Linked DNA regions of Homo sapiens: region 2 is linked to region 1. A link is an interaction called in ENCODE POLR2A ChIA-PET data of the cell type or tissue named here. Cell type or tissue: OCI-LY7. All regions are shown on one strand. Links, peaks and the distances in the headings refer to the core of each region. The heading gives the core; the rest is flanking DNA.

The links. Peaks named below come from ENCODE experiments on the same cell type or tissue, not always from the same donor. Only the 100,000 strongest peaks of a DNase experiment are listed, where the experiment ranks them.
Region 2: POLR2A ChIA-PET joins it to region 1 with 6 read pairs; 3 of 35 experiments call an interaction of 5 or more read pairs at or near these places.

What each region holds. Positions count from the first base shown.
Region 1 is chr3:191,273,630-191,276,554 of GRCh38, forward strand. It overlaps UTS2B (urotensin 2B), which reads right to left. Exons shown (of 9, transcript NM_198152.5): 8 at 1,623-1,716. Among named protein-coding and RNA genes, the nearest start is that of OSTN-AS1, 40 kb to the left of the region's middle. In OCI-LY7, for the core only: no CTCF peak of the experiment used is centred there; no DNase peak of the experiment used is centred there.
Region 2 is chr3:191,331,880-191,334,804 of GRCh38, forward strand. All of the region lies in intron 1 of CCDC50 (coiled-coil domain containing 50), which reads left to right. It also overlaps a transcript of UTS2B not described here. Among named protein-coding and RNA genes, the nearest start is that of UTS2B, 2.8 kb to the left of the region's middle. In OCI-LY7, for the core only: no CTCF peak of the experiment used is centred there; no DNase peak of the experiment used is centred there; H3K4me3 peaks cover 653 bases.

The DNA.
Region 1 (2,925 bases), core at 250-2,749:
CATGCCTCTGAGATTTAGATTACAACTGTTAACACCTAATAGCCTAAGCTATACTGATTCAGGAAAGGTCCAACAAATCTCTATTTCAACCTTTCTCTTGTACTTTCTTCTCCTCCAGTTATCCTTGGCTCAATAAACAGAAACTGTCCTTTGTTCCTAGTTGCTCAAAACAAAATCCTTGGAGTAATTTTTGACACCTGCCTATTTTTTACACTTCATGTGTAATTCTCCAGCACATTTTGTTGACTTTTATTTGAAATATATCCAGAATCAGACCAGCCTAACCAACATGGTGAAACCCATCTCCACTAAAGATACAAAACTTAGCCGGGAGTGATGGTGCATGCCTGTAATCCCAGCTACTTGGGAGGCTGAGGCAGGAGAATTGCTTGAACCCCAGAGACAGAGGTTGCAGTGAGCCGAGATTGTGCCATTGCACTCCAGCCTGGGCAGTGAAACTCCGTCTCAAAGAAAAAAAAAAAGCCACTAAATTCCCTCCCTCCTACCCTCCACTTCATCTTCTGCCACTTCATCCTTCACCCTTACTGGCTAAGTCACTTAGCAGTTGGGTTATTTTCAGCATTAAATTTAACCCTTCTGAGATGCAGTTTTCTCGTCTATAAAAAAAGTCATATTAATAGCTATTGTATGGGATTCATGTAGAAAATAATTGTAGTAATAATGATCAAAATAATTTTTTAAGTTAAGCTTACATAGTACTTACTACATACTAGGAATTATTTTAAATTAAATTAACTCATGTACTCCTCCCAACAATCCCATGAAGATTATTATCATTATCCGCATTTTTAGGCAAAGAAAATGAGGCAGAGAAAATTAGATAACTCTCCAAGGTTGCGTAGGTAGTCAAAGTTAAAATTTGAACCCAGGCAGTCTAGCTCTAGAGTCTGAATGCTTAATGACTATATTTTGAGACATTAAAATATAAAATGTCTGGTATATGTTTAGGGCTTAACACTGGTTCATCTTCTTCCCTCAATAATATTGTTAAAATATGATTTTACAGAAGTTAAAGACAAATCTGGTATAGGGGACAAGTAAAAATAAATATGACTTAGGAAATCTCTCATCACTACATGAACAAAGAAACAGGAATACATTTTTTTCAAAAATAAAAACAAAGTAAGAAACAATAATTTCCTAGGAAAAATTATCCAAAAGCATAATCCAAAAAAGTAATCTTTCTAAAATTAAATGCTATGAATCGAACCTTGGAACAAGTGTTATAGCAACGAAGTTTCCCCTTATGTCAGAATAGATTCTATGGAATTTTAAATTGACTTAAAATGGATTATTTCTATTTGTGGTCTTTGCTGCTTCAGTGTTTAAGCCAAAATAGCAAGAGTAAGCCAGAGTTTATACAATAAGGACCTATTTTATTTAAACCTGAGAAGTGTGAACTTGCCCCGTTGTAAACACCAGAAAGCTCAAATACATTTATATGGTAACACTTTTATTGGAATATATTTTTTTAATATGAGCCTTTATATTGGTCACCACCATAAGATTAAGAAATGCCAACTGAATCTTCTTCCTCTCAGAAATTACTGCAAAAATAATCTTTTGGAAGTCAATCTTAAAACCTTGAAATGAAAGCTTACCTCGTTTGCTAGGATGAGAAGAGAATAGACCATCTACAGCATAGGACGTCTCAGAATCCTTCTCCTCCACTAGCTGTTCTTTTAGCTTTTCCAGCTGATAAAATTGTAAAATGATAATTAATTGGTCTTCTATAAAACCATGCTGTTGACCGGGCGCGGTGGCTTATGCCTGTAATCCCAGCACTTCGGGAGGCCGAGGCAGGCAGGTCACGAGGTCAGGCGATCAAGACCATCCTGGCTAACACAGTGAAACTCCGCCTCTACTAAAACTACAAAAAATTAGCTGGGCGTGGTAGCAGGCACCTGTAGTCCCAGCTACTCGGGAGGCTAAGGCAGGAGAATGGCGTGAACCCAGGAGGTGGAGACTGCAGTGAGCCGAGATTGCACCACTGTACTTCTGCCAGGGCAACAGAGCAAGACTCCATCTCAAAAAAACAAAAAACAAACAACAAAAAAAAAACCATGCTGCTCTCTGTTGAAGAGGAAAGATAAAAAGAAAGAAAAAAAAAGAGAGAAAATGGATGAAAGAAAGGAAGAGAGAAAAAGGGGGAAATAGAAACAAAGGAAGAAAAAAACAAAAAAGAGAGAAGAAAAACAGGGAGCATGCATTCAGGGGCTGACTAGGAAAGGTACATGACTCAACAAAAGATCAGAAAGAAACAGGTTTTGGGCAAAGGAAGTCACCTCTGGGTGTTAATGGGGAACATGTAAATACAGCCTGTGTACTTGGACTTCATTTTGTGCCACCTATAATGAGCAGGTCTTTTCAAGGAGCTACAAATTATTGTGTCAATACTTGGATTTCCTGAATTTTTTGTCTTTTCTAGCTGGAAGGAAAAAGTATTTTGAGGCCTTAAGGTTTCCATCCAGAATTCAACTTATTTTAATTTTTAATTTTAATAAGGTTACTAATTGCCTTAGGCCCTGAAGAGCTAACTACAAAAGTAGGGTTCAGCCTGGACCACTCTTTATCTCCATGTTGGTGCTACTCAGAAGAGAATGATGAGAATAGTTCTCTCTCCCAAAGGGCCAGTTTGCAGAATAATGGAATTGCACGGAGAAAAGGGTGTTACTAGGGGTCCCCGTCAAGAAGGCAGCACTTTAGGCTCTTCACACCAGCTGCTTCAAGCCAAACAGCTTGACTTTTACATGTTTCATTTGCTGGGAAAACATAACATTTGGGGGAAAAAAGATTCCCACTGTTTAAAAACAATAACATCCATCTATTTACAGCCTCCCATTCTACAGATGAGGAGATTTCAGTCTAGAGAATTTGTTTGCCCCAGGTTTCACAGTTTGGTAA
Region 2 (2,925 bases), core at 138-2,637, 58 kb after region 1:
TCCAACTTCATTTGAGAAGGGTTAGTAGTAGTAATTAGTTTAATATTCTGATGCAGATTTTTGAACCCCATTCAAAAAAATCCCTGTATCTGTCTCCTCTACTTTTTAATTTAAACTTTTGATAGATATATATGCAGTTACAATTTATATTCAATTTGGTATCATGGGGTAGATTCCAATAGAGATTAAGAAGAATAGTGCAGTGAGTGTGTGCCCGTTTCCATTGCTGTTTAGGAGGGGATGGGGCACCCTGTGACCTTTTGTCGTGAACATTTCAATAGAGGTCGTGGGTAGCAGCTGACATTAGGGTAAGGGGATATTTAAAAATCTTCTTTCCTAGGTTGAAATCTAATGCTTGCTTACTTAGTTTTTAAGGAAGTCAAAAATATTCATCATTTGGACAGACCTTTTGAAAAAACACACACACATACACCTATGGTAGTATTTATACCTTGGTAAATCTCTTAAACTGGGAGACAAAGGGAAATGATTGAGTTCATATGTAGGTGAAAAGAATCAAGTCAACTAAGTGTCAACACATCATTTTTTCTGGTTAAAAGTGTGTTTGGAACATCTGTATACTTTTTGTAATGGAAAACGCTGTTGCCAATATTCAGGAATAATACTCTATTTCTTCTGAAACATTTGAGGTTCTAGATTTGAAATAATTTCCAGCCATTTTAAACTTCAGTAGGTCTATAACTGAAATGCAAAATGCAATTTGCGAATGTTAGGGAAAGGAACAGGCATGTTTCAACAATATTCTGAAAGTTTCTTGGAGTTCAGAGCTGGAAACATATTTTTGTAAAAAACTTTTAATCAGTTGACAAACTTACATTTTTCAGGGGGTCAGTTTTAGCTTCTTCATTGAATTTTTCTTTTCTGAACCAGCAATCAAGACTCCCTACTTCCTTTTGCTCTCCAAGTTCCTGTATCGGTAAATGAATTGTCCACTTGCTGTAATTTTGCCATTTAGCCCTCTCTAACCAAGATGTTGATCGAGGCCTTTCTAGACATTTTGGCGTTTCATCAACTTCTTTGCAATTTCTTAAGCATTAGAGCTTTACCACTTTTAGCCATGCAGTGCATGCTTTCAACCTCTCCTATTTTCTCCAAGTGTTAATCTTTATTTTTCTTTCCTTACAGCAGTTCTCTCAATCTCATTTTTATGTTCAATTCTTACATTCTTTAGGTGGAAAGTTCCACTGTCTCAAAGTTGGTGAATTCTGTGTGTGTTGGTGTGCATGTGTGTGCTTAACATCTGAAATCAGTTTACCTAGGAGTGACTTACTTCTTGAAGTACAGGTAGCTAGCTATTCTGGGAGCAAATCCTTTTTCTTTAGTGAAAGATACAATTTAATACATTTTTAGAAATGTCTGTAAAAGGAAACATACCTAGAAAGCACTGATTTATTTTAGGTTCAGGGCACTCCAGTGGCATAATGTGTTAAATTAAGTTAATGGCGTACATCCAGACCTTCAAGGGGGAAAGATATAAAATTATGTCTGGTACCATCAGTGAACCCAGTAGTCTAAGAAATTTAGAGCTTATCACATGCACACTAGGCATCTAAACAGATGGCAGTGTCCATGAGATGTACATATATCTGGCTACACGGCAAACCCACTTTCCCTGTTTTTCAAAATTCCATAACAGTTTTTGTTTTGGTTGTTGGTTTTTAATGAGACCCTGGCTGGATCTCTTGGAGCTAGGAGGTTTATGTCTTAGTTATCTTGCTGTACCCTCATTTGGATGAATGTCTTTTATGTAATCAGCAACTATTCAGTAAATATTTGCATGTGTGAATAAATGAATGAGTGAATGAATGAATACATTATTATTCTCTGTTGGTTTAGGAATCTTGTCTCTGGCATAATTATTTTGTATTCTTTTTCAGAGTATAAGCTTTTAAAAGGCAGAGATAATACCTTTTAAACTGTGTGTATCACTTATTTATACCAGCATTAAATTTATAAAAACTTCGAATTTTTTTCTAATTTTTTATAGGTATGTCTTGTAAATAGAATTCATTCAACATAGATATGTATTACATAGAAAAATTAAAGAAAGTAATTTGTTGCTTTCTTTTCTGACTTTGGAGATAATCATTAAGAATAGAATTTTAGTAAAATTTTCTAAATGCTATTTTGTGTTTTTGATTTTTACTTGAGTAATAATAGGTTTAATTTTTTGTTCTAAGTACAAAGCAATATCACTCAATTTGGGAGCAGGAAGGAATCTTAGATAATTTGCATATCTGCTGTGTGCCACATGTTGTGTTGAGGGTATTTCCACAATAAAAAAAAATTTTCCATGGTACATGAACATGATCTTTGCTGTGGTATAGAATGCATGGAGTTGTTGAAAGAACTGTCTGAATTCATATGTGCACCAAAAATGGCTTTCACAAAAGGGAAGAAAATAGTATATTGCCATATGTAGACTTGCATTACTTTTTTGAATGAAGAAGGGAATTTTCAAATGGATGTAACTGTTAATTTGTAAAATATATATTTTTTAAACAGGTACTTAACGGACGACTCACACGTGGGAAACCATAGTTAATTGGTACTTTAAAAAGAGATTTCAGAGTAGAAAGCACTAAAAACCACTGTTCTAGGCCAACTTCCTTATTTTCCAGATGAAAATCCCAGGGTCAGGGAGGGCAAGTGAGTTGTATTAAACCACTGAGGCTAAGTAGCTAGGAATTGGCACATTGGGGCCTAGAATTAGAAAAGTTTAGAACTGTGAGTAGTTGCTTACACAGCTTATTCTTCCCTCCATTTCTTTTTACCTACCTTCTCTTTTCCTTTTCCTCCTTCCCTCTCTTCCCCTTCTTTCTTTTAAATTGTTCTGTAGATGCGAAAGATTCATTTCTGATGTGTTTCATTTATGTGATATGCCATATGTTTAAGACAGTAGAA